Regions from separate parts of the Homo sapiens genome. Here regions 1 and 2 are each linked to region 3. The links are chromatin loops, found by intact Hi-C in ENCODE. Cell type or tissue: PC-9. All regions are shown on one strand. Links, peaks and the distances in the headings refer to the core of each region. The heading gives the core; the rest is flanking DNA.

Region 1 (10,757 bases), core at 140-4,139, 86 kb before region 3:
AATTTGGGGGCAATTTGATTTGTTAAAATAAATTACTGGAAGTAATTGGATGAAGAAGGGTGCTGTTTTTAATTAGTTTAAGGGCATTGGCTGAGGAAAATCATCTTTCCCTCTCTCTTTTAAACATGGTTCTCCTCTAACTGGCACTGAAATTTTTTTTTTTTTTTTTTTTTGAGACGGAGTCTCACTCTTTCACCCAGGCTGGAGTGCAGTGGCATGATCTTGGCTCATTGCAAGCTCTGCCTCCTGGGTTCACGCCATTCTCCTGCCTCAGCCTCCCAAGTAGCTGGGACTGCAGGCGCCCACCATCACGCCCGGCTAATTTTTTGTATTTTTAGTAGAGACGGGGTTTCACCGTGTTAGCCAGGATGGTCTCGATCTCCTGACCTCGTGATCTGCCCGCCTCGGCCTCCCAAAGTGCTGGGATTACAGGCATGAGCCACCGCGCCCGGCAGCACTCATCATTTTTATAACATTTATCATGGGTTTTTTATGATTCTAAAAGTAATATAGGTCCACTAGAAAAATAGAGAAAAGCAAATTAATCTCACCTCCTAAAGACAACCTCTGTAAACATTTTGCTGTATTTTTCATTTTTTTCTATGTATTTTGTAAAGTTGGCATCATACTCTGCTTACAGGTCAGGCCTGTATTTTCTTTCATTTAACATCCTATTATAAATACCTTTCTCTATACATAAATGTTGGTAACATGATTTTATAAGGCTACATGAAATTCTGTTACATGGATGTACTCAAGTATATAAAGATAAGCCTTTATTGTTGGACAGTTAAGCTGTTTTCAATTTTTGCTGTTATAAATATCAGCACTGGATCAACATCCTTTGTGTGTCTCCAATTAAGAGGACTCACTGTTTAAAGCTTTGAATTTCTGGCTTTGCTCTCGCCAAAGAAATGTACTCCTTTACTTCTACTCTTTGGTTGTGAGGAATGGATGAGCTGAATGCCGTAAAAAAGGCACACGTGAAAGTCATGATATCGGCACCTTCTCACGTTTTACACACTTTGCGTGTATTAACTCATTAGCCCTTAGAGATGCCCTATGATAGAGGGGTTATCAGTATCCCCTTTTTATAGATGGGAATCAGAGCTGAACAGAGACCTGGAAAGAGAAGTGCCAGAACTGGGATTTGAACCAGGATTCAAACCTGGCAGTCTGGCTCTGGTGTGTGTGTTCCCAATCACCGTGCCACGTGGCCTCTCAGGACGGCTCCCCACAGGTGACACATCTGCAATTGATGGCAGTCTCACGTGTTGTGAGATTGAATTGGAAGGTTGGAAGGAGCCGCTGAGGACATTTTATAAGGCTTTGTCCCATGACCAACTGAGGTCGGATTCATCATGAATCCTAAGAGCTCATTCCAGAAGTGCCAGAAACGAACAGAGGTACAGAGTCTCTCTGAGTGCATGGTCACCGAAGAGCCTCCTCCTCCACTCTGGGAGGTGGGAAGCTTCATCCTCTTACCACCATCACCACCTTCATCATCGCTATATATATTTACATAAAGGAAGATCTATTAGGAGGGGTTGGATCATGCAATGATGAAGGCTCAGAAGTCCCACCATCTGCCGTGAATGACTCCAGCCTGATTCCGAAGGCCTGACCAGCAGGGGAGGCGGTGGTATAAACCTCAGCCCCAGGGCAGAAGGAGCCCATTGTCCCAGCTCAAGCAGGAAGGCAGGAAGAAAACAGGGCGGCTTTCTCATTCCTCCACCTTTTTGTTCTATTCAGTGGTTTGAATGATGCTCAGCTGCATGGGGAAGAGCCATCAACTTTACCTAGTCTACCAATTCAAATGCTCAGCTTATCTGGAAACACTCTCACAGACACACCGAGAATAACATTTGATCTGGGCAGCCCTGGGCAATTGGGTTGACCCATCCAGTTAACCATCACGAATCCTTTTTTCTTTCTGGAGGCAGGTCCAGAGTCCCCACTGATACTCCTGGCAAGCCCAGGCAGAAGCAGGTGTGCTTTTCAGGATGTGTCAACTGAAGACTGGGATTGTCCTGGACTCCCTCTTGGTCACATGCCACCCCTAGGTAGCCAGGGTTCTGGGAAGCTTGCCCACCCACTGAGTGGGGTGGAGGGACAGAGGAGCACACGCCAGCCCCACCCAGACCACGTAGACCAAAGGTCGGGGGGAGTGGGTCTCCACTAAGAAGACCAGGAAGTTGTTACCAGCGGGAAAATGGGAATGCAGCAAGCAAAACCAGATGTGCTTTGCATCCTTAAAGGGTTTTGAGTAGGTGAGGAAACCACTGAGTTTGCATTTTGGGTAGGATGACTCTGTGATTTCAAGTTACTTCAGATCATTAGGGGGTGCACCTTCTATTGGCTGAGCCCCTGAGGGCAGGTGCACCAGCTCATCCCTGACTCATGGTGGGGGCTCAGATGTTCTTTTTTGTGGTGGTGGTGGTGGTGGGTGGGAATGAATGGCTTCATCTTTGTGGCTCCATCTGTGACTGAGTCATCCATTCACCCTTTTCCCTGATCCCCACCTTTCAGCATCAGATAATATTGTAACTCTTCGGGTAGCTGTGTGGCAACAGTGGCTTGCCAACCATCACCGTGATTTATCCACTGCTGTGGGTTCCCTGGACAGACCCACAATTAAGAAGAGAAAGCGGCACAGCTAAATCTCTGCTGCCTGTGAAACAACATCTATTCCCACATTTTTTTTTTTAAATTTCTTGCCGCCTGTGAGCAGGGTTTATCTAAAGTGATTATAATGGGGTGGAGGGCGGTGAGATTCTTCTCTCGTGGAATGGTGCCATAGCGAGGCCAGCTGTCAAGGGGTTCAAATACTGGAGGCATTTTGCTAGGCCATGAAAATGCATGGAATCTGGAGATTCTTGAGCCAAAGAGAGCCCAGCTGTGGTCATTTGCCAATGACCTCAGGCACTTGGAGCATGCCTGGGCTGGACAGAGTGGCCTCTGCAGTTGTCAATCCAGGCTCTCCCAAAACACTGCCTGCAGCACACACTGTGTTGCCAAGTAACAGAGAACCACAAACTGAGAAGCTCATCCCTTTCTCCATTTGTCTTCTTCTTCTTTTTTTTTTTTTTTTTTGAGATGGAGCCTTGCTCTGTCGCCCAGGCTGCAGTGCAATGGTATGATCTTGGCTCACTGCAACCTCTGCCTCCTGGTTCCAGCGATTCTCCTGCCTCAGCCTCCCGAGTAGCTGGGACTACAGGCACCCACCACCAAGCCTGGCTAACTTTTGTATTTTTAGTAGAGACGGGGTTTCACCATGTCGGCCAGGCTGGTCTTGAACTCCTGACCTCAGGTGATCTGCCAGACTTGACCTCCCAAAGTGCTGGGATTACAGGCATGAGCCACCGTGCCTGGCCCCTTTTTCCATTCTTCAGAATCCCTCTAGTGATCTCAAAGAGAAAGTCTCGGCTTAGTGCTAATATGCCTTTAACCCCTAACATTGACCATCTCCATTGGCCACGAAAGCTCTGAGTATGGAGTTTATTTTGAAGTTGATTTGAACAGAGGGGGAGCTGGATGTGGCTCAGGACCATCAGTTGAGGATGTGCAACCAGGTGTAGAACAGTTTACTCTATTTATCTCCTGGGTATTTTCTGTGTATCAAAAGTGATGTTTCTTTTTCATTTAAGATAAGAATTTAAAATTTACCTTTAAATACATTTAGGGAACAAAGTGAGAGTTGATTGAAGGAACATACTAGCATGTGGGGCAGGAGGGAAGGATGGGTGCCATGCGGCCTTGCCTTTGGTTGCAGAGTGCAACACGTTGCCGGTAAGCACCCAGTGTGGCTCGGGGCCAGCAGGGCTGCGTCATCTGGGAGCTGGTTAGAAACGAAGACCCTCGGGGCCAGGCGCGGTGACTCACACTGGTAATCCCAGCACTTTGGGAGGCCGAGGCGGGCAGATCACGAAGTCAGGAGTTCAAGACCAGCCTGACCAACATGATGAAACCCCATCTCTACTAAAAATACAAAAATTAGCCAGGCGTGGTGGCACATGCCTGTAATCCCAGCTACTCAGGAGGCTGAGGCAGGAAAATCACTTGAACCTGGGAGGCAGAGGTTGCAGTGAGCTGAGATCGCGCCACTGCACTCAAGCCTGGGTGACAGAGTGAGACTTTGTCTCAAAATAAGTAGGTAAATAAATAAATAAATAAATACCCTCGGGCCCCAGCCCAGCCCAGCTGAGTCGGAACCTGCACTTTAACATGGTCCCTAGGTGGTTTGTGTGCCAATTAAAATTTGAAGTGCCCTGGTCCAGCACATTAGATGTGCGCTCCTGTCTCCTGGTAGGTGTCTTGAGGTCAGGGGCCCCACTTCTTAAGACCCAGAGCCCTACCAGTACTTTATTTAGCATAAAGTAAGTACCTAATCAATTTGGTTAACTGCTGCCTCCCAACCACTCCTCATGACTTAGCCATCAATAGCGGAGAGAATGCAGGCATTTCGGCAGCCAGAAGCAATGTATGAATGAATGAATGAATGAATGAATGCATGAATGAATGCATGAATGAATTGCCTTAAAATTCCTACCAAGCACCCACCATTCCCCAAACAAGATGCCAAGCTACAGGAATGCAGAGTTGATTCAGATAAGGCTTCTTTAGGAAAGTCACAGTCTCCTAGGGGAAACTGAGGCATGAACATGTAATCACAATACAGTGGATGAGTGAGGTGATAGTGCTATGCCGGGGACTCCTGGGAGTGAATGTTAGCTAATCCAGGATAAGGGAAGTTAGGGAGGGCTTCCTGGAGGAGGAGACTCTCCTTGCTGAGTTTAGGAAGATGAGCAGGATTTGCACAAAGAAGAGAAGGAAGAGAATTCCAGGCAATGGACACAGCACAAAGAGAGGCAAGCGGGTGGAAGCAATGCAGGGGTGGGTTGGGGCTGGACTGGAGGGGAGGCAGGGCCAGATGATGGGAGGTTCCACAGGCCGTGGTGTGGAAGATGAGATCTTTAGGGGCTTTTAAAGGGTTGTAAGCAGAGAAAGAAAGAGGTGAGCATGGCCATATGTTTCAGCAGGAGACAGCCGGGCTCAGGGTGGGAGATGGGGTGACAAGGGTGGAATGTGGAGGGGGCCGACCCACTGGGGCGTTGCTGCTGGTCCAAGTGAGAGGCAGTGGAGGCTTGAACCGGGCAGATGCAGAGCAAGGGACAGGGCTGGGAAATCCTTTCTTCTTCCCTGGGTTCTAAACCATGGGAAGTGCTCCTCTCTGCTTCAGCTGAGATGTATTGGCTTCTTTGCTCAGCCTGCAGCCAATCCCAAATGTCACAGGCGCCTCCTTGCAGCAGCCTACTCTAGTGGAGTTTTCTTGATGCTGAATGTTTGTGGGAAATAACTCCCACACGTGCCTTGAACTCCTGCCTTCTTATTGTGGTTTGAAGTTCAAAATTGCCATTGCTGTGAAGTTTGTATTATAGGGCACTTTAGGTTGAGTCTCCCCCAGATGCAAGCTCTGAGTGTAGAGTTTATGTTGAAGCTGATCCCAGGCAACTCCAGCAGGGGTACAAGCAAGACAGGACGTAAGACAGGTGCGGGAAGGAAGTGAAATGTTACCAAGCAGTTCATCGGTGTGGGAACTGGAACTTAGCTGGGCTGGGGAGCTCTCGGTGCATAAGGTGTCATTCCAACCCATGGGTACTTCCAGCTCCTGTTAGCTCACGCGATCCCGTTACACCCAGCAACCTGCATCCAGTGACGCACACTGGGAGCTTGACATGGTGGGAGTATTGACACCATGGAAACTGGCAAGCACTAAAATCAAGACTCCCCTCCCTGTAGATACTCTGTCATTAAGTGTTCCCAGCACGCCACTGGGAACCCCCGGCCTACCTGTGCCCTGGCAGGGCAGCGCTGGCTGCAGGAAAATGAAAAGGCCGTGGGAATGTGGGCAGCCATGTCTTCAGAGTCATCACTGTATCATCCCATCCATTTTCTCTTGTGCTTTTGGGGATGCGACAGTGCAGTAAACGTGTCAGGCAGGTGGTCATTTTAATTATGATTTTCCACTTAGTTGCAAAGGATTTCTAAGTCAATCTGACTTGTAAACCGTCCCTTCCCGTAGGGCAGAGCCACCTAGTACATTGGAAAGGACTGAGGATCTACCCCAGAAAGCCTGAATTGGAAAGGTGAAAACAAGCTCGATAGCCGACAACAGAGGATTGGTTACATGAATAACTACACAGCCTCACAAGGAAATGACCACTGAAACAGAGAAAATAGCAGTTATGGGATTTGCACCACTGGTGGCGAGTGCTTAATTTTACCTTTATTATTACTATTATTTTACAATGAATTTGTGCAATTACATCATGTGTATGTTCTTCAGGGGCTGGATAGCAATACTTCAATACTTTCCAGATGATGCTCTGAGATCAATCAACTCTGTGAGCCTGGGTTTCCTCCTCTGTAAAATGAGGACCAAATAGTACCTGATTCAGAAGTGAAGCAAAGGAAATGAAAGTGTTTTTAAAAATATAAGATGCAATATGAATGCTAGTTACTATTGTTTTGTCTTAGGGACAATGATCTCGTTTCTACTGCAATAAGCAGGATATGGAGGCCCAGAGGAAGACAGCTGGATCCCTTCAGCATAGAGCATTCAAGCCAGCCCTTAGCCAAAATCTATCCAGGTCCACACCATTTTGGAAATAGCAGCCCGCAGGACTTTGCAAGGGAGGGAATGGGGGATAAATTTCCAGAAATGAATATCCCTGAGACTATTTCCCTTGGACGGATTGTCTTTTCTGAAGGCATTTTTAAACGATAACTGGAAATGCTGATTTCACCAAGAACAAGCACCCCTGCCCACCCTTTTCCCCTCTGATGTGCCTCCAGAAGGGGTCTTTGTTGATGGCAACTTGTGAGGTAGATACAGCTGAGGTCCCACAGCAGAGCAGGGCTCTTCTCTGTTGATCCCCAAATCTGGAATGTATCTTTCTTCCAGGGATTGATGAGCTGGAAGCCATGTGACCATAGGGTGAGGTAAGGGAGGGAATGGAAGCACTGCTTTTGAATAACTGGACACCCGATGGTGCCAAGCTCACTTCCCAGAGTTAAAAATGGGGGCCTGGGAAATCTCTGATGTTCTCCAGAAGGTTCAGTCTGAAAGAAAGAGAAGGTTAAAATTTCATCACATGCTCAGATTACACGACCTTGAACCTGGGATTCCACGGCAATGGAAAACAACTGACAACGTTGTTACATCAAAGTTGAACCAGATTGGTCTGTGCAGTTGCAGCAGGCATCCCGATTCTAAGCCTGTACCCACCACGATTGGCTCGGGGCTATGCACATGACCAAGTTCAGACCAAAGAGAGGTCAGAACCTGGACTCTTGATAGGGATGTTGTGGAAGAAATAGCTCTTTCCTCTGGGACTGGACACTAGAATGTTGCTTCTCACTGCAAGCATCCTGGAATTCATACTTCGAACTTTTGGATGTGTCAATAACATATGGAGGGGAAAATGTCCCTTGAATTTTGTGTTTTCAATAATTTCTAATCAGTCATTTGATGTTACACTCTTGACTGTAAAGACTCTCTTTCTTCTGACCTTTTCTCCTTGCACCAGAGATGATGCTGTGCAATTTTCTTTTGGTCTCCATTTGCAGCCTGAGCAAGTTCTTCAAGCTCTTCCCTTCTTCAGTTGTCACAGGCTGCTTCCTAAGTTCAGCAGGCACAGCATGGGTGGCCTCCATCACCCCCTCCCCTGGTGCCCACTGGACTACACATTGCCAGCTTTTCTTGTCCACAGAGCCTGGTGCTGCCATCCCGGCCTCTTCATTTGTGCCAAAGGCAGTGTCCTGAACGAGCTCAGCACTGACGTTCATCTATTTGTCCTTTAAGTCCGTTGTCTGTGCAAGGGCCATACCATCTTTTATTACTTTGGGTCTGCCTGCTCCCACTTTGTTTAATAATTATCTTTCTTCTGTTTAGTCCCATAGCAACAGCTACAGAATCACATCTTGAAGCATTAGGCTCAGACAGGCACCAAATTTTAAGTCTTTGGTGTAAGTCCAAAGCAGATGAGGGCCAGGGAATGGATGCTGGCCTTGTCTGGTGAAGGACTGTGGGTGGTCTAAGCGTCTTGGGTGTTGGGGTGAGTGGCTGGGTGTTGGTCTGGCCTTGTTTGGTGAAGGACTGTGGCTGGTTGAAGTGTCTTGGGTGTTGAGGTGAGAGGCTGGGCATTGGTCTGGCCTTGTCTGGTGAAGGACTGTGGGTGGTCGAAGCGTCTTGGGTGTTGGGGTGAGCGGCTGGGTGTTGGTCTCGCCTTGTCTGGTGAAGGACTGTGGGTGGTCGAAGCGTCTTGGGTGTTGGGGTGAGCGGCTGGGTGTTGGTCTGGCCAGGGAGGCTGTCAGGATGAATGAGGGGCAGAAGGCAGGGCACCCACAACCATGAGTCCCTATCCTCTCAGTTCTAGATCCCTGCTCCTGGGTGCCTGGGTGAAGCATCCCCACCCATTTCACTGGCTTTCTTCATTATTCTATTTTTCAGAACTGTCTTAGTTCTTGCCATGCATTTTTTTTTTCTCAGAGCAGCTTTATACTCAGTTGTTAAAATCTGCCTTCCTCTGGCCCCCAGATCTCATTAGTATGGTGATTGGAATTATATTAAATTCACTTATTAATCTGAGAAGGGCTGGTATGTTTACAAGTCTCAATTTTCCCCATCCAGGAGCGTAGACTGTCTGCATATTTAGGTCTTCTAGAATGTTCTTTTTTAGAGTAAAATCTTATAATTTTATTTCCTGTAGATTTTCAGAGTTATTCCGTAGTTCACTCCTACTTTATAGTTTAAAAACTATTTTATAGCTTTTTTTTTTTTTAAACACTATTGTATCACTTCTTGGCCTTTTGGATAAGATCAAGTGTAAAAAAAAATCACTTGTGATGAGACTATTTATATGTTTAAATTAAAATTTCCACTTCCATGTCTACTTTGTTTGTCTTTCAGAAAACAAGCTCTTGAATATCATTATAAATTCTATGTTTTGTTCTGTTTTCTAATAAACTTTTATTTTATCTCTATTAATTCCCTCCTTCTGCTGTCTTTGGTTTATTTTGTTCTTTTTTTAGTTCTTTTTAGTTCTAGCTTTGACTGCTTCTTTCATTTAGTTTAGTTATTTGTTTTTTAAATATGAAAACATTTCAATCTCTCATTTTTTTTCCCTCCAAGTATAGACTTAGCCACATCTCATACATTTTTATGTGGATTGTTGTTGTTTATATTTTACTTTATAAATAATCTAATTTCAATTTTGGTTTCTTGTTTGACTGAAGCTATTTCATAAAGTAATTTTTAATTTCAGCAGGTTGGAGATTTTTGTTGGGTTTTTTTTGTTTATTCTTTTGCTATAAGGTCAGAGAATGTTACATTCTCTATACAATTTCTTCATTTAGACATTTATTAAAATTTTCCTTTGACCAAATGTATATGATGGATTTTTGTAAACATCCATGAATATTTGAAAAAAAAAGTGTGTTTTCTGTTTCAGGGATATAGAGTTGAATATATATCTAATTGTCATGCAGTCAACAAATATTTATTGCATGCACATGGGTTGTAGAGCACACAACAAATAAACAAGACAGACTGAGGCTTTCAGGGCTTCAATTCTAGTGAGGGCGGTGGAGAGGTAGTTAAGCGAATGATGACAAATACTAACCATAAATGTTGTGATAAGACAAGTGGAGTCCCCTGTAGAGCCCTTGAGGGATCCTGGAAGGGTTTCTTCAGGAAGAAATACTTAAGCTTAATGACATTTCAGACAATTTGCTTTACATATTTTAGCACTGTATTACTTAATGCATAAAGCTTCATGGCTATTATACCATCATTGTGAATACTAGCTAGCTCTTGTGTATGTAAATGTGAAATAAGCCTCTTTGTAATGTTTATATCTTGAATTCGATTGCTTAGTATTTCCAGTCATTTTTTTCACGGCTGCTTCTTTGAGTTCTCCCCCACCCCTCCCAACACACTACACATGCATGTATCTTTACATATCTTTTTTGCAAACCTCGGTATATTCAGTCTTTGGTGGGCATGGTATTTGATTCTAAGAGTGTTTGTTGTAAGCAGTATATTAGCAGAGGTTCTTTTTGGATTCAACTGAAATGACTTTAAATGCCCTTCATTCTCATTACTAGAAAAATGAGGGCTTGAGCCATTTTAGATGCATGTTTAAAGAAATAATTAATTTTATAGTAGCCAATGCACCACCTGCCATATACAGTTTAAAGCATTTTTTCATACATTTTATCATTGGATTCTTAAAGCACTCCTCTGAGGCAGGAACTATTGTCATGCCCATTCTGCAGGTGAAGAAACCGAGACACAGAAAAGCCAGGCAGCTCATCCTGGTCCCACAGCTTGGACCTGGCTCCAGAACACGTGTGTAAATGCTCCCATATGCCCCTCTCTGTTCTTGTTTATCGGCCATGAAGCTGAGGCCAAATCACTCAGGAAGTAGGAGCAACCAGGTAGGGTGGCCAAGAGTCTCAGTTTTCCCAGGGGAATCCTGGGTGAGGACTCAGTGCTGAAATGAGGTCACCTTAGATCCAGGGCCTCTGCTCCCCACTGCCCTTGGGCCTCCCACCTCCTCTGCTGCCTGTCAGCCCCTCAGAGTCCTGGCAAGACATCAGAGGTGTTGGGGGAGGACGTAATTGGAGGAAATAACTGGAATTTGAGCGACGTGCTCTCATTTATAGCACAGGGGGAACTGGTCAGTTCCCAGCTC
Region 2 (10,757 bases), core at 6,071-10,070, 95 kb before region 3:
GAGCATAGAGAATTTTTATTTTTTTTCCTTAAATGTTTGGTAAGACTCATCGGTAAAGTCATCTGCTCCTGGTGATTACATTTTAAGAAGGTTATTAACTATTGATTCAATTAATTAGATAGATATTGGGCTATTTAGCTGGTCTCCTTCTACTTGTGGGAATTTTGGTAGTCCATGTCTTTCCATCAATTGGTTATTTCATCTAAATGATTAAAATGAGGGGCACTGACATAGAGTTGTTTGTAGTATTCCTTTAACATCTTTTCAATGTCCGTGGGATCAGTAGTGATGACCCTTGTTTCATTTCTAATGTTGGCAATTTGTGTGTGTGTGTGTGTCTCTCTCTTTTTTCTTGATTAGCTAGGCTAGAAATCTATCAATTTTGTTCATCTTTTCAAAGAACCAGCTTTTGGTTTCACTGCTTTTCTCTGTTGCTTTTCTGTTTAAATTTTCATAGACTTTTGCCCTAATTTTTGTTATTTCTTTTCCTCTGCTTGCTTTAGGCCTAATTTGCTTAAATTCTTCCTATAATTTCCTATGATGTAAGCTTGGGTTATCAATTTCAAATCTTTTTTCTTTTCTAAAATCTACATGTAATGCTATAATTTTTCCTCTAAGCACTACCTTTGCTGCATCTCACAAATTTAGATAGGTTGTACTTTCATTTTCACTTAGTTCAAAATATTTCTTAATTTATCTTGAGACTTCTTTGACATGTGTTCCAAACATTTGGGGAATTTTCAAGCTATCTTTCTAGTATGGATTTGCAGTTTAATTTCATTGTGGAAGCATATTTTATATGATTTATGTTCTTTTAAGCTTTTTAAGGTGTGTTATGGGCAAGAAAATTTTCTATCTTGGTGCATGTTCCATGTAAGCTTGAGAAGAATGTGTATTTGGCTTTTGTTGGATGGAGTATTCTGTATATGTCAATCAGATCAAGTTGACTGATAGTGCTATTTATGTCAACTACATCATTATTGATTTTCCTCCTGCTTGAGCTATCAATAACTGACATGACAGTGTTGAAATCTCTAGCTATAACAGTGGATTTGTCTGTGACTACTTTCACTTCTATCTGTTTTTGACTCACGTATTTTGAAGCTCTGTTGCTAGTTGCATATTTAGGATTATCATATCTTCTTGGAGAATTGACCCCTTTATGATTATATAATATTCATTTTTAATCCCTGATAATTTTCCATCTTCTGAAGTCTACTTTGTCTAAAATTATTATAGCTGCTCTGGCTTTCTTGGTTTGCACGGTATATTTTTCTCTACTTCCTTACTCTTAACTTATCAGAGTCTTTATATTTAAACTTTGTTTCCGATAGACAATGTGTAGTTGAGTCTTGTTTTTTATTCATTCTGACAATCTCTGCCTTTTAATTGGTGTAATTAGACCATTCACATTTAAAGTGCTTATTGATACATACATTGATTAATATCAACCATGTTTGTAACTGCTTTCTATTTGTTGCCAGAAGCAATGTTTTCTGCCTCTCTGGTTTTAATTTAGCCTTTCATATGATTCCATTTTATCTCCTCACTTAGTGTATTAACTATGCTTCTTTAAAAACAGTTTTTAGTGGTTGCCGTAGAGTTTGCTATATACATTTTTAACTAATTTAAGTCCGTCTTAAAATAATACATTTACACTTCATGTGTAATGCAGCTATTTCATATCAGAATATTCCTAATTCCTTCCTCCTATCTCTTGTGGCATTGTTTTCATTCATTTCACTTATCCATATGCTATAATCCCCCAACACAATGTTATTATTTGCTATTGAATTGTGTCCCCTCAAATTCATATGTTGGAACCCTAACCGCCATTGTGATTGTGTTTTTAGGTAGGTAGGGCCTAGAAGGAGGCAATTCAGCTTAAATAAGGTCATAAAGATGGGTCTCTGATCTGATAGGACTGGTGTCCTTACAAGAAGAAATTCCAGAAAGCTCCTCTCCTTTCTCTCTCTCCACATGAATGCACCAAGGTCAGGCCATGTGAGGACAAGAAGCTTCCTGCTTCTGGCATTTCCTAGTAAGAATAAGAAGAGTCCTTACCAGAAAATGAGTCAGCTGGAACTTGATGCTGGGCTTTCAAGTCTCCAGAACTGCAAGAAAATAAATTTCTGTTGTTTAAGACACCCAGTTTGTGGTATTTTGTCATGGTAGCCTAGGCAGACTAAGATATTATTACTTTAAACAATCTGTTATTGTTTAGATTAATGAAGAATAAGAAAAATAAAAGATTTTATTTTCATTTGTCTTCTCTGATGATTTTTTTAAAAACGTATATCCAGCTTTCTGACATCTGTCATTTTTCTTCTGACTAAAGAAAATTTCTTGCAGAGCAGGTCTGAGAGCAACACATTCCCTCAGTTTTTATTTACAAAAGTCTTTATTTCTCCTTCACTTTTGAAGGATATTTTAGCTGGATATGGAAGTCTAAGTTGTCTTTTCCCCATTCAACACTTTAAATATTTCACTTGACTATTCTTCCTTGCATAGTTTCTGATGAGAAGTCTGCTTACAATTCTATCCTTCTTCCTCTAGAGGTAAGGTTTTCCCCATCTCTGCCTTCTTTCAAAATTTTCTCTTCATCTCTGGTTTTCTGCAGTTTGCATATGATATGCTTAGATGTAACTTTTTGGTGTTCTCTGAACCTCCTGGGCCTGTAGTTTGATAAATGCCATTAATTTTGGAAAGTTCTTGGCTATTACTACCTCAAATATTGTCCCCCATTCTCTTTTTTCTCCTTGCATTTTAATTGCATGTACCTTACATCTTCTGAAATGTTCCCACACTTCATGGGTATTCTGTTTTGTTTCTATTATTATTTTGTTTTCTCTTTGCATTTCGGTTTGGGAAGTTTCTATCGATGTATCTTCAGGCTCACTAATTCTCTCCACAGCCTCGTCCAGTCTACAGATGAGTGCATCTAAGGCAGTCTTCATTTCTGTTAGAAATGTTAGCATTTCCTTTTGATTATTTCTTAGAATTTTTATTTCTCTGGTTACATTATCAATCCGTTTTTGCATGTTTTCTACTTTTTCCCAATAGAGTCCTTAATGTATTAATCATAGTTATTTGAAACTCCCTGTCTGATAATTTCAACATCTGTGTCATATTTGAGTCTGATTCTGATGTTTGCCGTGTCTCTTCAGGCTGTGTGTTTTTTCTTTCTTCCTTTTGGGTGTCCTTTTAAATTTTTTGTTGAAACCAGACATGGTGTATCAGGTAGCAGGAATTGAGCTAAGTAGGCCATTAGTGTGAGGATTTATGTTAATTTTACTTAGAGTTGGTCTGTGTTTAATGTTTGCTATATCTGTAGGTGCCAGAGATTTCAAATTTCTTTAGGTCTTTATTTTTTCCCCACTCTTGACTTTGAACTTCTCCAAGCCCTCCTCAGAGAGAGTACTGCTTCTTGGAGCCCTTTCAGCTGTAATTCACTGCTGTTATACTGGAACCCTGTTGGTGAGGTGGTAAATTGCGGGAAAAGGGGAGTGTTCTATATAATCTTCAGATTAAATCTCAGTCTTCCAGGGGTCCTGTGTCTGGCCTGTGACCTTCGCAACTGTTTCTCCCACCTGTAGGTGAGACAGGAAAGCTAGAGGGGGCTGCAGTGAGAAAATGCCCTTCCCCAAGCTGGGATAAGCCTGGACAGTCTTTCCCCTGGGGAATGGGCCTTCGTTATGGAGAAGGCTCTGGTGGCTTTTTTTTTTTTTTTAAATAAGAATTACTCTTCCTCTCCTTGTCAGAGCCAGGAGATGCTCTTTCTAGAATCTTCTCAATAAGAACTTGGGGATTCCTGGAGGCAAAGCCCTTGACATTGTGGAGTCCCCCTAAGATTGCAGCCCCAGGAGTTTCTCACTGAGAGCTGGTCTATACTCACCCGTTAGCAATTTGTCAAAATTGCCATGTAACTGTTCTACTAGTTATGGCTCCAGCAGCTTCTGTTCTGGGTAAGTGGAGCTCAGCTGTTACTCTCTAGGTTCATCTGTGTCTCCAGATTTTGGGGTGGTAGTTTACCTTGAAAACTCAGTTCTCTGATGGGTCCATGAAAAGTCATTGGTTTTCAGTTTGTCCAGCTTTTTGTTGTTGTTGTTATATGGATGGGAGTGACAACTTCCAAGCTGTTTATGTGACAGAGCTGAAACTGGAAGTTTATGTATTTTTCATATCATAGAATGATTTTTCTCTTTTGATGTGTTCTCTCTCTCTCGCTCTCTTTTTACAGACCACAAGACAAATTTTGGAGGGAGGGAATAACTGTTATTCAGAGGTGGAGTGTCTGATCCTCTGTGGTGGGGCTGACATTTATTTCATTTGTCATAACAATTCTGTGCCAAAGAAATTGACATCCCCAGCCAATAGTAGAGACCGGCGAGGCTCAGCAAGGTTGGGTCATCAGCTCAAAATCACACCGCCTGGGAGTGACAAATCTGTGATTTAAACATGGCTTTCTTGGCTCCAATGTCAGGGTCATCCCAATGAATCTAAGCCACTAGCTGCTCTCCCCATTGTCTTTGGTTGAGATGCCACTGAACGAATAAAAATGGCCACCTTTCTAGGTGCTCCTCACATCCAGCCTAGCAGGTCATGTCTTGGGGTTTTTCAGTATCAACCACGAGACTGGGCCAAGGCTTCTGAAGACATTGGTTTTATTCCCTGGCATGGAGATCTGCAAACTTCTGTAAAGGATATATAGTAAATATCCTCAGTGTTGTGGGTCACATGGTCTCTGTGGCAACTGAACTCCATGGTTGGGTACAAAAGCATAGACAATATGTAAATGAATAGGCACAACTGTATCTCAATAAAACCATTTATAGACACTGACATTTATATTTCATTTAATTTCTACACATCACAAAATGATATGCTTCTTTGGATTTCTTTCCTTCTTTCCTTATTTTTTTGAGACAGTCTCGCTCTGTTGCCCAAGCTGGAGTGTACTGGTGCGATCTCTGCTCACTGCAAACTCTGCCTCCCCCATTCAAGTGAACCTCCTCCCTCAGCCTCCTGAGTAGCTGGGATTACAGGCACCCACCACCACGCGTGGTAAATTTTTGTATTTTTAGTAGAGACGGAGTTTCACCATGTTGGCCAGGCTGGTCTCGAACTCCTGGCCTCAAGTGATCTGCCCTCCTTGGCCTCCCAAAGTGCTGGGATTACAGGCATGAGCCACTGCGTCTGATGTTTCTTTTGATTTTTCCCTGATCACTAAGCTGTTATTAGCTTAAAAGGTGCACAAGCATAGGTGGCTTGCAGAATTTGGCCTGCAAGCAGCAGCTGGGCCATCCCTTGCTCAGAACCTCACAGAACTCAGTGCTAGGTTTAGGATGAGGGCTAAGGGCTGCACTGGAGGGACGACTAAAGCTTTGAAAGTATTTAATAGAATAGTTGCAGAGAAATAATGATGGACAGTAATAGACAATTATGAGACAAACACTGTGCTAAGTACTTTATAGATATTATCTCTCTCAATTATCGGCAGGGTCCTTAGAAGAAGTTGTAATCAAATGCCCATTTAACAGACGAGAAATCTGAAGCTCAGGGAGTCACATATGAAGTGACAGAGCAGAGATTCAGGCTGTCTGAATGGCTCCAGTCGGTTTCATTTTGGGGAGTGGGTGCAGGTGGGTTGGGAACGTAATGGGGTGTGAATCCGGAACAGGATCTCTATCATATATTAAAAGGATGGACATAGAAGCTCTTCTCTGAACTCGGAAGCTGGGGCACTCCTGTTTTGCAGATTTCCCGGGCTCATTCTCTTCTTGGTGACTCCAGGTTTGTGAGGACCACACCTCTCCTCATCTTCAAGACAGTCTGTTTTGTCTGAATGATTGTCTTGGAGCCTACCTGGTTTGGCTAGATGCGTGATAGCATGAGAAGCAAATTGCCAAGCCCCTGAACACCATTGTGAGCACTGGAATTGTGTGTCTTATTACTGTTAAACGGCGACTAAGCCACCAGCGCTAGAGAACGTGTAATTTCACGTATAATTTAACGGAAGCATGCATCCTGGTGCCTTAGTCCGGGTAACAGCTTCCTGCTTTTGTACAAGGCGCTTTGCACATTAAAGTAATTGCAGAAACTTATGAGGACGACAGGAAAGTTTACTCTTCCTCTTTACGAAGAAAACAAATGTGTTTTTCTGCAGATTCTGCCAAGGCTCAATTTTAATGATCTCGCAGATGGAGCTGGCACATGTGAGCCCGTGGGTGCAGCTGTCTGCTTTCTCCAGCCTGAGGGGCGTGTGACTGCAGCCATAGCACCGTGTTGGCAGCACTGCGTCTCTCCCGCAGCACCACTCTCCTAACCCACCATGTCACTTAAGGGGAGGAGGGTATGAGACCTGTTGTGAGACTAAAATGAGAAACACCCCAGAGGATACGCAATTGGCAAAGCTGACAGTTCTCTTGCTGTTTCACTGGCATTGGGGTTGGAGTCCCTTGCATGTGCCCTGCCCCTGCTGAAGTAGGTGTCCCTGAGCAGCCCATGACTTTGGTGGGAGCATTAGGACAGAGCCTTGTTTTTCCCCACTACCCCTGCCTGGCTAAACACACACTCCATCAAATAAACCACGAAGCAGCAGAGAGAGGGTTGGCAATTTGCTTTTGAAAATTCACACGTCCACGAGGGTTTCAACAACTTTGGCTGTATGTGCAATTGTTCTTTCCATCAATTGCTTATTGTTTGGAACTCAACCAGAGTTCAAAACTCAGGTGCATTCCTTCATTGACCCAGCTTCAGTATTAATAGTTGAGAGGAAAAGAAAGCAAACATTTAAACAAGTTCAGGGCTGGGGTGTATGAAAAATACACTATTCAAAGTTGTGTTAGTTTCCTATTTCTGTTACAATGAATTACTACAAACTGAGTGGCTGAAAACAACATAAATGTATTGTCTTACGGTTCTGGTGGCAGCAGGGCTGTGCTTCTTCTGGAGGCTCTAGGGGAGAATTCATTTCCTTGCTTTTTGCAGTCGGCAGAATTGCCTTCTTCTGAGGCTTCTCTCGTTGGCTTGTAGATGGCTGTCTTCTCACTGTGTCTTTCATAGTTGCCCCTCTGTGTGTGTGTCTGTGTGCAGATTTCCTCTTATTGTGTGGACCCCCAGTCATATTGAATTTGGGCCCACACATATGCACTCATTTTAACTTAATTACCTCTGTAAAACTCTATCCCTCAATACAGTCACATTCTAGGGTACTGGGGGTTAGGGCTCCAACATAGGAATTTGGGGGACACAATTTGACCCCTCACGCTAGTTCTGTCCTCTCCTCTGAGAACCTGACCACTCCATGGTGCCTTTTGTACATACCTTCAAGTAGCCAGTAGAGACCATCTAGGCCCTGAACACCATATCCACATTCCTAGGGGAGGATAAGGAGACCAGCCTCATGCTAGACAATGCTGGCCAAAAAGTTAAGGGTCCAATAGCGTGCCAGTCAGGGGAGTCCAAATGCTGTGACAGAAAACCCCCAAATCTCAGAGGCCAAACACAATCACCGCCCAGTATGTGGTGGCAGGGGTGCGGCTTCACGCAGCCATTCAGGGATCCAGGCCCTCACAGCAACTCTCTGTAGTAAACTGGGAAGTTGGACAGGCTTTGTCTGAAAGCACAGCTGTGCTCATCTTAGGTTTCACGAGATAAGGTCTTGAGAAGTGATGTTTGATTTTGACTCTGAGAGGCACAGTCCCCACTGCTATTTTCAGTTATTTCACAAAGGGTTCATTTCCTCTTCCAGCTAATGAGCTCCCAAGGGGGCACAACTCAATGGCTCACCAAGCATCCCTTCTTAAGGGTGACCAGCTATTCTGGTTTTCCTGAGACTGAGGAGGACTCCAGGAGGCAGAATTTTAAGTTTTAAAATTGGGACAGTCCCAGGCAAGCCAGGACGAGTTGGTCAAGCCACTGTTTGTTGAAATACATATTTTCAATAACTGAGATAACTCTGATTCACCACCCTGGAATTAAGGGGAAGCAGAAGGAGCTCTAGGCACAACCACACCTGCTACTCTGATGACAAATGCCTGCTTTCCAAATCTCACTGGTGAAACTCTTTTGTTTAAAAGAGTCTGAGACTCATTGGGCCAGGCACGTGCCTAGTGCTTTTTAAAAAATGTGAATAGGTCTCATCATTGAGAAATTGCAACTTAGAAGACAACCATCTAACTTCTATTGAAAAATCAAGAGAGCTGACAGTTCTGGGCTGTATTTCCATGTGGCAACAATTATCTGGAGCTGGGCAGAGGTTTCTACTTTAGATGGGGCCTGAGCTTCCTAGTTGCACCGCTTGCCACCATTTACTGTTTTCTCTCATGTCTAACCCACTGACTGTGACGTCACCAACCTGGCCGCTGAGGCCATTGAGTTTGCAGTGGATGGCGTTTTCTTAACTGTAACCCAATCAACCTTGGGAGAAGGAATCCCAGTCTTGATTGTCTCTCTGGAAACACTAACTCATAAACTTCAGCTCCATCTCAGTTCCTAGGATCTATTTTGCTTTCAAGGGGATAAAGAGGTCAGGAAAGAGGCCGCTAGCTGGGCAAAAGTTTAGAAACCATTTCCCGCTAGCGCTGTGGTGTCAATCAAGCCCACGGTCTCCTTCCGCCAGCATCGTGACGTGCAGCCAGCCCTGGGAAACCGGGGCAGTTCTGGGAGCTCAAACGGGAGCCGTTCACGTGTCATTTTTCTTAGCAACAAGGATTCCGCTTCATTTCGGGCTTGTCTTGAGAGGCAGAAGTTTCTATTTATCAGCCAACAAAGAGGCTGAAGGGTTTGATGCCTGCTTTGAAGCCGGGGGCTGGGGTTTGGATTGGGTTCTAGGCCCCACCATGTGCATGCCTTTCACTCCAAATCAAAAGCAAGAGGGAAAAAGGGAAGATTGTGGTTAAAACAAAACAAAACAAAACTGGAGAAACACTGAGAAAATATTGTGCTAGTTTATCTCTAAAGGATGTGCCCTTCAGGTAGTGCTCAAAGAGGCTGTAACTTTTCCTGACTCCAATTAACGCTCAGGGGACACTGACAGTCCAGGGAGTGCCCCAAGCACAGCTTTGACATAGTACTGTTTCATCTAGGGAGGGGCAGAATGTGTAGCAACAGGGGCTCTCAGCCAGTTGGGACAACGATGGTTTTGGGGTCGGGCCCGGTGGCTCACGCCTGTAATCCCAGCACTTTGGGAGGCCAAGGCAGGCGGATCACCTGAGGTCAGGAGTTCAAGACCAGCCTGGCCAACACGGTGAAACCCCATCTCTACTAAAAATACAAAAATTAGCTGGGCGTGATGGTGCACGCCTGTAATCCCAGCTACTTGGGAGGCAGAGGCAGGAGAATTGCTTGAACCAGGGAGGTGGAGGTTGGAGGGAGCTGAGATCATACTATGGTACTCCAGCCTGGGCAACAGAGCAAGACTCCATCTAAAAAAAAAAAAAAAAGTGGTATTGGGAAATGTTTACTGACTGAACAAATGTTTTCTCAGCATCTTCCAGGTGCTGGCACCATGCAAGGCCCAGGGTTACAGTGGCATCTGGGGCAGGTGTTGTCCCAGCAGACTCTGAGGTGAGGATTAGGACATGTCCCAGGAGATGCCTCTCAGGGAGGGGAACCAGAACAGGGATGGAGAGGAAGCCAATCAGGGGGTGACTTCAGTGATTCCCATTCCCCTGCCTGATCCCGGGGAGAGCCCTGGTATATAAATTACCCCCACCCCAGAACTGGCCTGATCAGAGTGGGTGCTGCTGGCCTTGGTCACCTCACCAGTCAGTCACTGACTGTGGGCATGGTGGGGCAGCATGCAGGCTGCCCACAGGGTACTCCTCTGAAGTTTGGGTCTCCTTGGCAAGGCTCAGGATGTGAGGGGTGGGCACACAGAGGTGAGAAAGAGATCTGGAGGTGACTGCATGGGGGCGCCCATGCATCCCCAGCAAGTGCAAGTGAAAACAGCCATGGCCCCTGTCCTAGTCATTTCTGTTGCAATAACAGATGGGGCGGCTGAAAGAACAGACACATATTCCCCACAGTGCAGGAGGCTGGAAAGTCTGAGATAAGGGAGGTGGCAGATTTTATGGCTGGTGAGGGCCCACTTCCTCCTTCCAGTTGGCTGTCTTCTCCCATGACAGAAAAGAGTGAAAAAGAGAGAGAGCACTCCAGGGTCTCTTTATAAGGGCACTAATCCCACTGATGAGAGCCCCACCCTCATGACCTATTCACCTCCCCAAAGCCCCACCTCCTAATAGCATCACATTGGGGGTTAAGATCACAACATATGAATTTTAGGGGGACACACACATTCGGTCTATATATAGCATTCCACCCTGGACCCCCCAAATTCATGTCCTTCTCACATGCAAAATACATTTATCCCATCTCAGTAGCCCCAAGTGTCTTAACTCATCCTAATATCAACTCTAAAGTCTAAAGTCCAAAGTCTCCCCTAAATAGCATCTAAACCAGATATGTGTGAGACTCAAGATATGACTCATGGTGAGGCAAAATTCCTCACCAGATGTGAGCCTGTGAAGCCAAACAAGTTATGTGCTTCCAAAATACAACGGTGAGTGAGGCATAGTACAGACATTCACATTCAAAAAAAGAGAGAAAGAAATAGGAAAGAAGGAAGGGATGATGGGTCCTGAGCAAGTTCAAAATCTAGCAAGGCAAGCTCCATGAGATCTTAAGATCAAGAATAATTCTTTTTGGCTCAATGCTTTGCCTTCTAGACCCACTGGGGTGGTAACAACACCATC
Region 3 (10,757 bases), core at 4,355-8,354:
TCATTCTTCCTGGATACAGGACAAGGACTTGGGACCTGGTGAATGGTGGCGCTGAGACATGCCCTTTGCTCACCATGTTGTGGGTGATGAGAAGGAGAGAAGAGACAAGGAGAGGAGAGCTGCAGCCCTTTGGGGAGCCCAGTCCTAGGAGCTCCCCGGGCCAGGGCTGTGACACCCTCTTTGGGGCTGTGTGGTTCCTGGCACCTCCAAGCTTCTGGGTGCCACCATGTTCCCCAGAGCCAGCGTGGCAGCTGCTTGCAATATGCCTGGTCTAGCCGCAGCCTCACAATAAGCTGGTGCCTGTGCCAGAACCTTAGCTGCCTGTCTTGCAGCAGCTGGCGTGCCTAGCTGTGTGCAGTGGTTGGACCCCACGCTCACTCACTCACACACCTGTCGCCACTCTGCCCCTGGCTCGCCTTTTGCAGGCTTGGGATCCAGACTGGTGGTGCAAACCGAGCACAGCCTGCCAGGGTGGGTGGGTGGAATGAGCCCAGCAGGCCCGAGCAAAACTCAGGCAAAGGCACCATTGGTCACAGAGGTTTCCGGCTGGAAAAGTGACACCCCAAGGAGAAGGATCCTGTGACAGTAGAGAAGTCCTAAAATTAAAAATAAACAAACCAATAACTAGACAAATATATTACACAAGTTCCAGATCGGTTTACGATTTGGAAATGGAAGTCTTTAAATGGCCAAAGAAAAGGTAGGCTCATCTGGAAACAGCAGGTCCTGGTTCTCACTACACTAAATGTTATTTTTCTGGAGCATTTTATGGGACCTCCACACCAAATGGTCTTAAAACTAAAGGCCATCAGCTTCTTTAGTTGGTTTTACATTAGTGGGTTGGATAAAAGAATATTTCTCCAAATTCCTTGAGGATATCTTGCCCATCTGTTTTAAATCAACAGATAACATGCATAACAAACATGAAAGTGTGGGCTTTTGAGGAAGAACTTTTCTTTGTTGACCTGTGCATTGGTCAGAGTTCTCCAGAAAAAAACAGAACCAGGATTGACTGCAAGCTGGAGAAGCAGGAATGCCAGTGGTGTGGTTCCAGCTCCAACTCGAAGGCCTGAGAACAGGGGCTCCAATGGTGTAAATCCCAGTCTGAGTCCAAAGGCTAAATAAAGCATCGGGATTCTAACGTCTGAGTGCGGGAGATGGTGGACGTCCCAGCTCAAGGGAGACAGTGAATTTTCCCCTCTTCTACCTTTTGCTTTACTCCAGCCCTGGATGGATTGGATGCTGCCTGCTTGCTTGGGAAAGAGCAAATCTTTTCTCAGTCTACAGATTCAGATGCTCCTCTCTGATGCTCTGCTCGTCTCCCTCCCAGACACACCCAGAAATCATGTCTTACCAGCTGTCTGGGTCTCCCTTAGCCTAGTCGAGTTGACACATAAAATTAACCAGTGTACATCTTCTGAGAATAATCTGAGAATAATCTGAATGTTGTCAATTCAAATAATATTTAAGAAAACTCACACCATGGCAAATCTGAAATGCCCTGAAATCCTAGCTCAGCAAGGAAAGAAACTCAATAGAGGTTTCCCCAAATTTAACAGCAATCGTAAAAATTACATTATATTGCTAGTAAAGAGTTGAGAATTTGAAAGAAACTCCTATAAACTATCAAAACTAAAAAGCAAATTTCCATCAACTACGTTAGAGGATACTCTGAATTATCTTTAAATTCTTCTATGGGAAAGGATATTACAAAATTGCCAAATGAAGAGACAACGTGATACAACCAAAAGAAAAGTAGGAAAAAAGCATTACAGAGCTGTAATTAAGAAAAATTGTTCTTTTTCCCCACTACATTTTGTGATATTGCTAACTTGTAAATATTGCAAAACATGTAGTGATTTCCTCTCTTGGTCTAAATAAATATTTCAAATTGTAAAAAAAAGTAGCCATTACAGTCTGAAACTCCTCTAATCTCACCATCAAATTCATGAGTTTTCCCTCCACCATGGGAAGCATCAATTTTCTATGATTCTTAAGAAAGTCCCACTGACAGTGATGAACATGTTTTCCAGAATATTCCAGCCAAAGCCACGTGGAGGGCTTGCTGGCATTCCTAATGTGACCTCAGGGGAACTGGACAGCCCCACCCCTGAAGCTGCCTCAAAGGAAGTCACAGGGTGGGGATTGGTCCCGGCCCCTGCCTATCATTCTGCCTTGTGGGTGGGACAAAGGGCAGATGCCTCCCCACTGGAGGAAGTCACTGACCCGCGGCGGGGCGCCACTCCGGGACCTCTCCAAAAGGGAGGTCCAGAACAACTTGGACTTTAAAAAGAAGGTTGAAACCATGTGCATAATTTCTGAGTGGTGTTTAATATTGCTCTGGGCAGGTAATTGTGATGATCAGCTTGATATGTGAATCCTTCGAGGCCACAGTCATGTTATTCAATGAGTCCCTCAGCTGAGCATTGCAGGGAGAGATGTTAGAGTTGTGGTTTAAGCCCATAATCACTGACTTCAAGTAAAGGAGGTTGTCCTGGATGACCTGGGTGGGCCTGATCAGTGGAAAGGCCTTGGAGCCGGCAAAGGCCCCTGAAGAAGAACAAATTCCTCCTGTGACAGTGGCCTGGGCCCATGCCTGTGAGTCACAGCCGTTCCTGATAGCCTGTCTCATGGACTCGGGACTTGCCTGGCCAGACCCCATGGTCACCAAAGCCAACTCCTTGCATAAATCCCTTAATATCTGCCTCCTACTGACTCTTTCTCTGGTCAAACCCTGACTGATACAGTAATAAGGGGGCAATTTAAAAAATCTTTTCATCTGAAGTTTTCATCTCATCACAGCCCAGGCCTTTCCCCTGCAAGCTCTCACCTCATCACCCCACAGTCTGCCTGTGCTGGCTGCTTGGCCTGGACATCTGCCACTGCGGGCTGGGTCTTCCCCTAGCCAGCCCTCTCATCACTCCAGCTGCAGAATCACATTCCACCTGCTTGGAGGAGGCCCCCACGATGGGCGGCTAAAGCAGCCCCTTCCCCGTGGTCACTCGGGCCGCACCTGTGTGCTTCCTGCGTGGGGTTTGCTTTGCCTTGCTTGCTATTTTTTTTGTCAATGCATCTGCTTCCTGATTACTGGCTGTTGCCCACTCCTGCAGCATCTACATCCCCTGGGGCTTGTCTGTTCTGCTTCTGCTTTACCCCAGTTGCACATCCTGGAGTTTTGCTCAATACATGTTGTAGCATCCATGGATGACCTGAAGGCTGGACAGCCAGGGACTGGGGGGTCACCGCCTTTCCTGTCTCATTCCAGTTCCTGCTTTTGTCCTGGATGACCTGGGTCTCAGGGAAAGAACTTCACTAAGACATGACCTGTCTTCCAGCTCCAGAGGCTGCAGCTGGGATTTGGGATTCTGAGACTTCTTGAAGGGGACACATGGCTGGCTGGCTCCAGTGCCCGGGCTTGAGAGCTCCAGGATGGCCCTGCCCTGGCCGCTGAGCACCTGGTCTTCCTCCTGCTCCCACGGTTCCCATGGAAAGTTTCTGGTCTGCAGTGTGATGCCAGTGGCTCTGGAGCTGCAAAATGTACACAGCCCCAGGTTCTGAGGGGGACATTCTGCTTCATATTGAAACAATGGGCTGGACGTGGCAGGAGGGTGTCCAGCCCAGCTTGGGAGATATTCAGTGCACTTGGACCTGGTTCTTGGCTATGGCTCAGGCTGGGCACACACTGAGTTCAGAGTCTGCAGAGAATTCAGGGCCAGGAGCCAATCCCTAGTTTAGGCCAGGCTAAGGTCAGGGATGTTTCTGTTCCTTTACCCTGGAAGGGTCCTGAGAATTCCTTCCATCCTCACACCATGCCAACACCACACCTCCGCTAATAATAAACAGGACATGTGTGCGTGCACGTGACTCCATCTGGCCCCTCAGAGCCTGGTTAGGGCAGTGCCATTCCCTTGGTATAGAAGTGGAAACTGAGGCTCAGAGGGGTGGAAGGCTATGCCTTGGTGTGGGCAGAAGGGATGGGAACCCAGGTGTCCTGATTCTGTGGAGATGGGAAGAAGGTTTTGTGAGTTGCAGGAGCACAGAGCACTCTCCGCTCCAAGGAGGGAGGGTGGTGATCCCCTCACTTCATACCTGGCGAGGGTTTTGTGGGAACATGCAGACAGCTCTGTCCGCGCCCGGCCTTTGGAGGGCTCAAGGGACTCATGCCTGAGGGCAAAAGGGGCCTGGGTTGAAGAACTGCGGCTGCTTCTGAAAAGCTGAAACTCCTCCAAGAGACGGTCAATGCTGCATGCATCCTGGGCAACTGAGCCCCTTAAAGAGAGGGGCTCCTCTCCGGGACAATGGCCCACAGGGGTGCGGCCAGGTAGGAGAGGCCCTGCTCATCCCCACAGAGCCGTCAGTCCATCGGAGGAGGCTCTGCTGCGTCCCAGGCAGTTCAGAGCTGTCACACACGGGACTGGGGGGGAGCAGCTGTCCACCTCGTCTCCCTCCCGACCCTGCCTGGCTCCTGAGCCCGAGTGAGGAGGCTGTGTCGGAGTGATGGACGAAAGCCTGTGGGCAAAGAGAGGAGGTCCAGGCCACTTCCCTGCAAGCAGTCAGCTTACCGCAGGCACCCGTCGTGCAGCAAATTGTGCTGAATCAAGGAGCAAGTTTTGATTCTTACTCAGGACAGGACTTTTTCCACTGCTAGACTGAGGCCGTCTGTGACTCACACTGACCACAGGACTGTCTACTGCTAGAAAGCGACCAGCAAAGTCATGGTCATCGCCTGAGCTCCCATCTGGTCAGGGACAAGGCTCCTTCCCAGTGGACAAGTTTAAAGGGCCAGTGGATGACAAAAATCAGATTGGCTTCCTGAACACATGGGCTGACTCTCATCTGTCCAGTATGTTCCCAGCTCCACTGGCTGGGGGCTTGCCACAGGTGGGGCCACGTGTGACTTTCCTGCCTTCATTGATCCGGAGCCTCGCCCCATCCATGGGGCATCACAGGCCTTCAAAAAGATGTATTGAAGAGATGAAGAAATGTGATGGTCCCACAGGTCCTTAGTCATGGACTATCTTGAAGCGAGGGAGGCCCTCACTGTGGATCATGGAGCAGGGAGAAGAGCTGGACGTGAGGGTAGGAGAGGGGATGGTACCTCCTGCTGCTCTGGGTGCAGCCCCGTTCCTGGAATGCTTTGGCAGTGGAGGACGAGATGCTTTCAGCCTTGGAGAGTGGTATGGGCGTGTACAGGGGGCCCATCCCAAAGGGGGTCCCAGGTGCCTGTTGGAAGGCACCCCTTTCTCTGTTCCACTCCCCTTGCTGTCTCTGAAGTTGCTGCATGATAATTTCTCTCCACCGTTTCCTCCCTTCTGTTTTCCCCTCTCCCTTCCATATTTGCTGAGCACCTAGTATGTACCAGGCCTTGCTCTAGGCGCTGGGAAGTAGCCTGAGTGAATGTCTCTCCAGTGCCTCCTCTGGGCAGGTGCTACTCCACGTGTTAGGGTCCGAAAGTGAACCAGGCAGCCCCGGCTAGGAGTCGGCCATCAGAGCTGGTGCCGGGGTGGACCCAGAGATCCACCCAGGCGGAAGGAGAGGCTTGAGGAAGGACAGACCATGGTGCGTCCCAGGGCCAGAAATTAGGCAGGTGTGAGCAGAACACGGTGAGCAAAAACGTGAGCGGGAAGATCTGTGGTCAAATCACGGAGGGCTCTGTGAGAGGCGTTTTGACTGTCTTCTGCTTGTGAGAAGCCACTGAAGGTTTTGATCAAGGAGTGATAACAGCAAGCAGGATCATTCTCACACAGGGGTCTGTCCCAGAGCGGGCTTTCCACAGGAAGCCACCGAGCCACCCCTTTCATCAGCCTTGTCTGGGGCACCTCCTGGGGGGAGGATGCTGTCATTATTTCCCTTTGGGGGTGGCCTCTGGAGGGGACCACCCGGCATGACCTCCCATTGACCCATCTCTGCCCAAGTCCGTGGCTGTTGGGTTCTCTGAATGGCCAAGAGATGAATTCATCGACCACCTCCTGCAGGGCCACTGTCTGAGCGTGTCTGCTGCTTAATCAAGGGACAAGGACGCTGTGTTCCGGGCTGGGCTCGCCAACATCCTTGATGAGTAACTGGGACAATCAAGAAACAGGGAAGTGGTGACAATGCCACTATTGTGCTTTCATTCCAGAGCCCAGAGCACCAGGTCTGCATGGCAGGCTGGGCTGGCAGCCGCAGCTGCTGGCAAAATCCCCTTCAGCCTCATCAGTCACCCTGGTGGGGGGCCCAGGGGAAGGTCCAGCTGCCCCCAGGGGCTGCCACCTCCGCAGACCCACCAGGGGCTCACAAAGCAAACATCTCTTCTTGTCTAGACAACAAAGGCGGCTTTCTGCAACAGACCCAGGCACATACGCACATTGGAGGGCATTCGGATTCATTTGTTCATTCATTCATTTATTCCTTACTCACTCAGTATTCATCCAGTCCCTTTGAGCATTTCACCCAGAAGATGAAAATGAGCAGCCGGTGCTTAACAGGCAATCATGTTTTCCACGTCAGGCTGAGTTTTCAGATTCCATGATCATGTTTCATCCTCACAACAGCCTCGGGCGCTGGGTTCCGTTAACCTCGGCTGCCCGGGGCCGGGTGGCTGAGTCCAAACGCCTCCTGACCTCTCTGGATAGTGTGGTCTTGGGCCGACTCCTTCACCTCTGTGATACGATACAGTGGGAGATTTTAGATACCTCTTTCCATTTTAATTTTCAAAGATCTAGAGACAAAACTATGAAAGTATACCTAGAGAAGCTCTATATAATTTAATTAATAAATTTGATCCTATAGATGGGTGAAGATGAGACCACCCAGATGGGTGATACTACCTAGATTTTCATCAACAGTAAAAGGACAAATACATTATGGGTTTTTTCATCCACCAGAACACAATGCAACTACTCAGGAAAGTTGACACACATAGCCACATCCAGCAATGTAGGGGAATCTTGCCTGCGTAGGGTAGATCGAGAGCACCAGACACAAAAGCATTTGTATTTTAGGGTTCTGTTTACATAAAGTTCAAAAACAGGCAAAACTAATCTATGCTGTTAGAATTCATGATAATGGTTATCCTTGGATGGGGTATAGAGAATTTCTAGAAGGGACACCAATGGGGTTTCTGAGGAGATGGTGATATTTTATTCCTATATCTATGCACCGGTTATAAGGGCATGTTTATTACATACAAATTCATTGGGCTGACATTTATGATTTGAGGAAAGTTTTGTAACTATGTTAATCTTGGTAAGAAGTATGCTAAAAATCTAAGATTTATAAATAAAACACAACAAACCAAACTAAAAAATTATGTCCTAAACAACTATTGGGCCAAAAAGAAAAACCATAAAAGACCTGGAAAATACTATTCTTCCAAGAATTTGTCCTATGTAATTAATCATGGGCATGTGCAGACATTCATCAGAGAATTTTTATTGCAGAATGATTCAGAATATTCAGAATAAGAAATTGAGTATTACCGAAGTGTTTAACAAAGGAGATTGGGTGTATATCATAACACAACCAGACAATAGAATATTGTACAATTATTAAAATTATATCGTACAGAAAAATACGTGATGATGTAGAAAGGTTTGTATTGTATTATTAAATGGTTATGATCATTTTTATAAAAAAATTCTTGTGTCCTTGTTTATTGGACAAGGAAAAATAACTGAATAGAAACACACCAAAACATCAGCCGCCATTATCTCTGATAATGGAATTACAGGTTATGAGATGATTTTGTATTCTTTTTTACATTTTCCAAATGCTCATCTGTGAATATGTATTATTATTGTATTCTCCAAAAAGTTTGTTTAAAACAAGATAACTCTATTTTTGCTCTAGCAGTTAGCACGTGCCCAGTACAGAATAAATTTCTAGTTGACATTTCTTGAATGAATGAGCGGTTGGTCTCTAGGGTAAAACCTAGAATGCTGAGAAGGAAGACAGGAGTGACTGAGATATTTACCACGTCTGACTGGATGAGGGACATTTTCATGGAGGATGTGGGGCGGCAGAGTAGCGGCCTAATAAATGTTTGTAAAAGGAGGGAAGGATGGGCAGGAAGGTAGAGATGGTGAAAAATCACTTTCCAGGTTTAGGCACCAGATTGAACAGAGCAGAGCAGAGAGGATTTTACAAATGTGATTTCTGAGACGAAGAGACCCTACACCACCCTTTCCATCTTTTGAGCCTCCTGGTATATTAAAACCATAAAGAAATACCAATGCACGGTTGCAAAATTGCAGCATACTTCATATGGTCACATTTAATAAATAATAACTTATATACAAACTGAGATAATGCCAGCTTGAAGAGGCTTATGAGAGTCGATTATTAAATATTTAGGAAACTTTTGTGTTAGTTCTTAAACCATCAATGGCCTGCAATCAGCCATAGTGGCAGTATTTACACCATGGTAATTGGCAAACAACACAAACGAAGGGGGATCTCCCCTTTCTTGATTGTGGAGAGCTGGTTCACCAGCACACCCCTGGATATAATTTGCACTGTCCACAAGATAATTGCAGCACTCAAAAAAAAAAATGAATTCTTAGCAAATACTGGTGTGGGATGGAGTTTAGAGATGTTCATACTATACACATGTTCTTCTTCCAGTCCTGCCAGGGTGGCTCTGTGACTGTGTGCAAAGCTTCAAGTGGAGAAGCTTTCCAGTGTACTCTGGGACTTTTTGGGCATGGAGGCTTGGGCCAAGTGTCTATTTTGCACATCATACCTCCCACTTACCATGGCCTCTGCAGGTGGGAGACCCCCCTCCACCAGCCCCTGTTATCCAAAGCCTCCTGGCATTTCTTCCTACACGAAGCCCGTCTGCCAGTCAATTCCTGTGATTAATCTGTCCTAGCTGAGATTTTTTTAGGGTGGGGTTGGGGGTAGGGGAAGACCATGGCTTTCCATGCACCACAGCCATTGACCCGAGCCCCTCAACTTCTCTGGTTCATGAAATCATTCAGGGCAAATGGTGCCTCTCTGTGCTGTGGGTGAATGCACCCAATTAGTCACTTGGGAAAGGTAAACCACAGGAGACGTCATCAATCATTCTTCAAACAGTAACCTCCTTTTAAGTTGCATCAAAAGAGGTTATGTTAGCTGTGCAATTGTCTACAGATGAGGAAGGAACTTTCAGAGCGAGAGGAGCTCCTCTCCTCCCTCTCCTCTGCTTCCTCCCTCCCCTCTCTTCTTTCTCCTGTCTCTTTCTTTCCCCTTTAGCAAACTGCATGTGTCCCCTGCTCTGTGTGGGGCTGGACCTGCAGGGGTGAGCAGTCTCTTCTCAGCCTTATGTGCTACACTAACATTTATTGTCACAAGGGCCAGTTATCTCACCGCGAGGGCCCTGTCTGCTTTGCAGTCACGATGAACGGCAGGGTCTTCCCTTGGCCTAGAACATTCTTCTTCCATCCCCATGCCCTGACCTCAGCTCTCACCTGGGCAGCTGTCACTCTTCCTTCAGAGAAAGGGTCCCTGAAAGACACCCCTCTCCAACAGTCATTTCTATACCTCATAAGTTCAGCAATAATATTCCAAAAATATTCATTGAGCACTTCTTCTGTGCCAGGGCCACATGAGACATAAGAAATGATTTTTGTGGGCTGGCACAGTGGCTCATGCCTGTAATCCCAGCACTCTGGGAGGCCGAGGTGGGTGGATCACTTGAAGCCAGGAGTTCAAGACCAGCCTGGCCAGCATGGGGAAACCCAGTCTCTACTTAAAAAAAAAAAATAGCCAGGTGTGGTGGCACGTGCCTATAGTCCCAGCTACTTGGGAGGCTGAGGCATGAGAATCGCTTGAACCTAGGAGGCGGAGGTTGCAGTGAGCCGAGAGTGTGCCACTGCACTCCAGCCTAGGCAACAGAGTGAGACTGTCTCAAAAAAAAAAAAAAAAAAAAAAAAAGAAATCATTTCGTTTTCCTGCAGTTCTTGCCCCTAAGGAGACTTTCATTACTTCCAGCACCTCTAAGAGCCTCTCTTGTCATATTCAGAGCTTCTTGCTTACAGAGTAGGGGTGCGGTTTTTATTGAGTGCCTACTATATTCTTTTCCTATTATTCACTGAATACTTATTCACTGGCAGCCATTGCTGACAATCTCTGTTTCTGCTGAAAAGTTGTGGATTTTCCCCAACAGGGGGTCTGAGACTTCTCTCTTCCCTCCACCTTCCTCCTTCAGCTCAGCTCCATCTTCCCACAGAGTTGCATTTTTCAACTCGATTAAAAGATGCCATTTTCACCTTTGATCAAGGCTAAAAAATACAATCGAGATGTCTGGTGGCAGCAATCAATATTGTAATAAAATTACACCTAATTTACTCAGTACTTCAGGTACAACAGGGGTCATTTATCTGAGTGGGGCTTTTTAAAGTTTCAAAATAAGGAAGACGTATTTTGCTCATGAAATTTTTATGCTCTGCCTTCACTAACTCAGCCATTAATTGCCAAGAACTCCAAGCTCTGACCCACTTAGGAAATCGATGCAAGAGAATGTGAGTTTCTCAGACGTTCCCAAATTGTCTAGTCATGAGACCAGAGCACGGGTGGCAGGCAAGGTGGCCGCAAATGCCTGATAGTTTATCTGGACTACATTGGGATGAAAATTACTCTGATTTCCATAGTAACCCCTATTGTTGTTTAAAAAGGGGAAAAGAATGCTTACGGGGAGAACTGGAACAGGAAGACGAGTGGTTTCCCAGCTAAGCAAACACCAGTCCCAGAATGGAAAAGATCCAACCTTCATGCCACAAAAAGCTGCTGCTGAG

The links. A loop is a pair of places that touch in the nucleus more often than their neighbours do. Peaks named below come from ENCODE experiments on the same cell type or tissue, not always from the same donor. Only the 100,000 strongest peaks of a DNase experiment are listed, where the experiment ranks them.
Region 1: it touches region 3 in a loop (6-fold over the local background); 1 of 110 quality-filtered maps calls a loop at or near these places.
Region 2: it touches region 3 in a loop (4-fold over the local background); 1 of 110 quality-filtered maps calls a loop at or near these places.

What each region holds. Positions count from the first base shown.
Region 1 is chr20:58,094,623-58,105,379 of GRCh38, reverse strand. It overlaps the pseudogene HSPD1P19. Among named protein-coding and RNA genes, the nearest start is that of CIMIP1, 51 kb to the left of the region's middle. In PC-9, for the core only: no CTCF peak of the experiment used is centred there; DNase peaks (open chromatin) are centred at 2,429 and 2,919; H3K27ac peaks cover 795 bases.
Region 2 is chr20:58,109,424-58,120,180 of GRCh38, reverse strand. No RefSeq gene overlaps it. Among named protein-coding and RNA genes, the nearest start is that of CIMIP1, 36 kb to the left of the region's middle. In PC-9, for the core only: no CTCF peak of the experiment used is centred there; a DNase peak (open chromatin) is centred at 8,000; H3K27ac peaks cover 3,141 bases.
Region 3 is chr20:58,013,097-58,023,853 of GRCh38, reverse strand. No RefSeq gene overlaps it. Among named protein-coding and RNA genes, the nearest start is that of LINC01742, 15 kb to the right of the region's middle. RefSeq lists a silencer at 2,111-2,280. In PC-9, for the core only: no CTCF peak of the experiment used is centred there; DNase peaks (open chromatin) are centred at 4,663, 6,043 and 6,493; H3K4me3 peaks cover 348 bases; H3K27ac peaks cover 3,877 bases.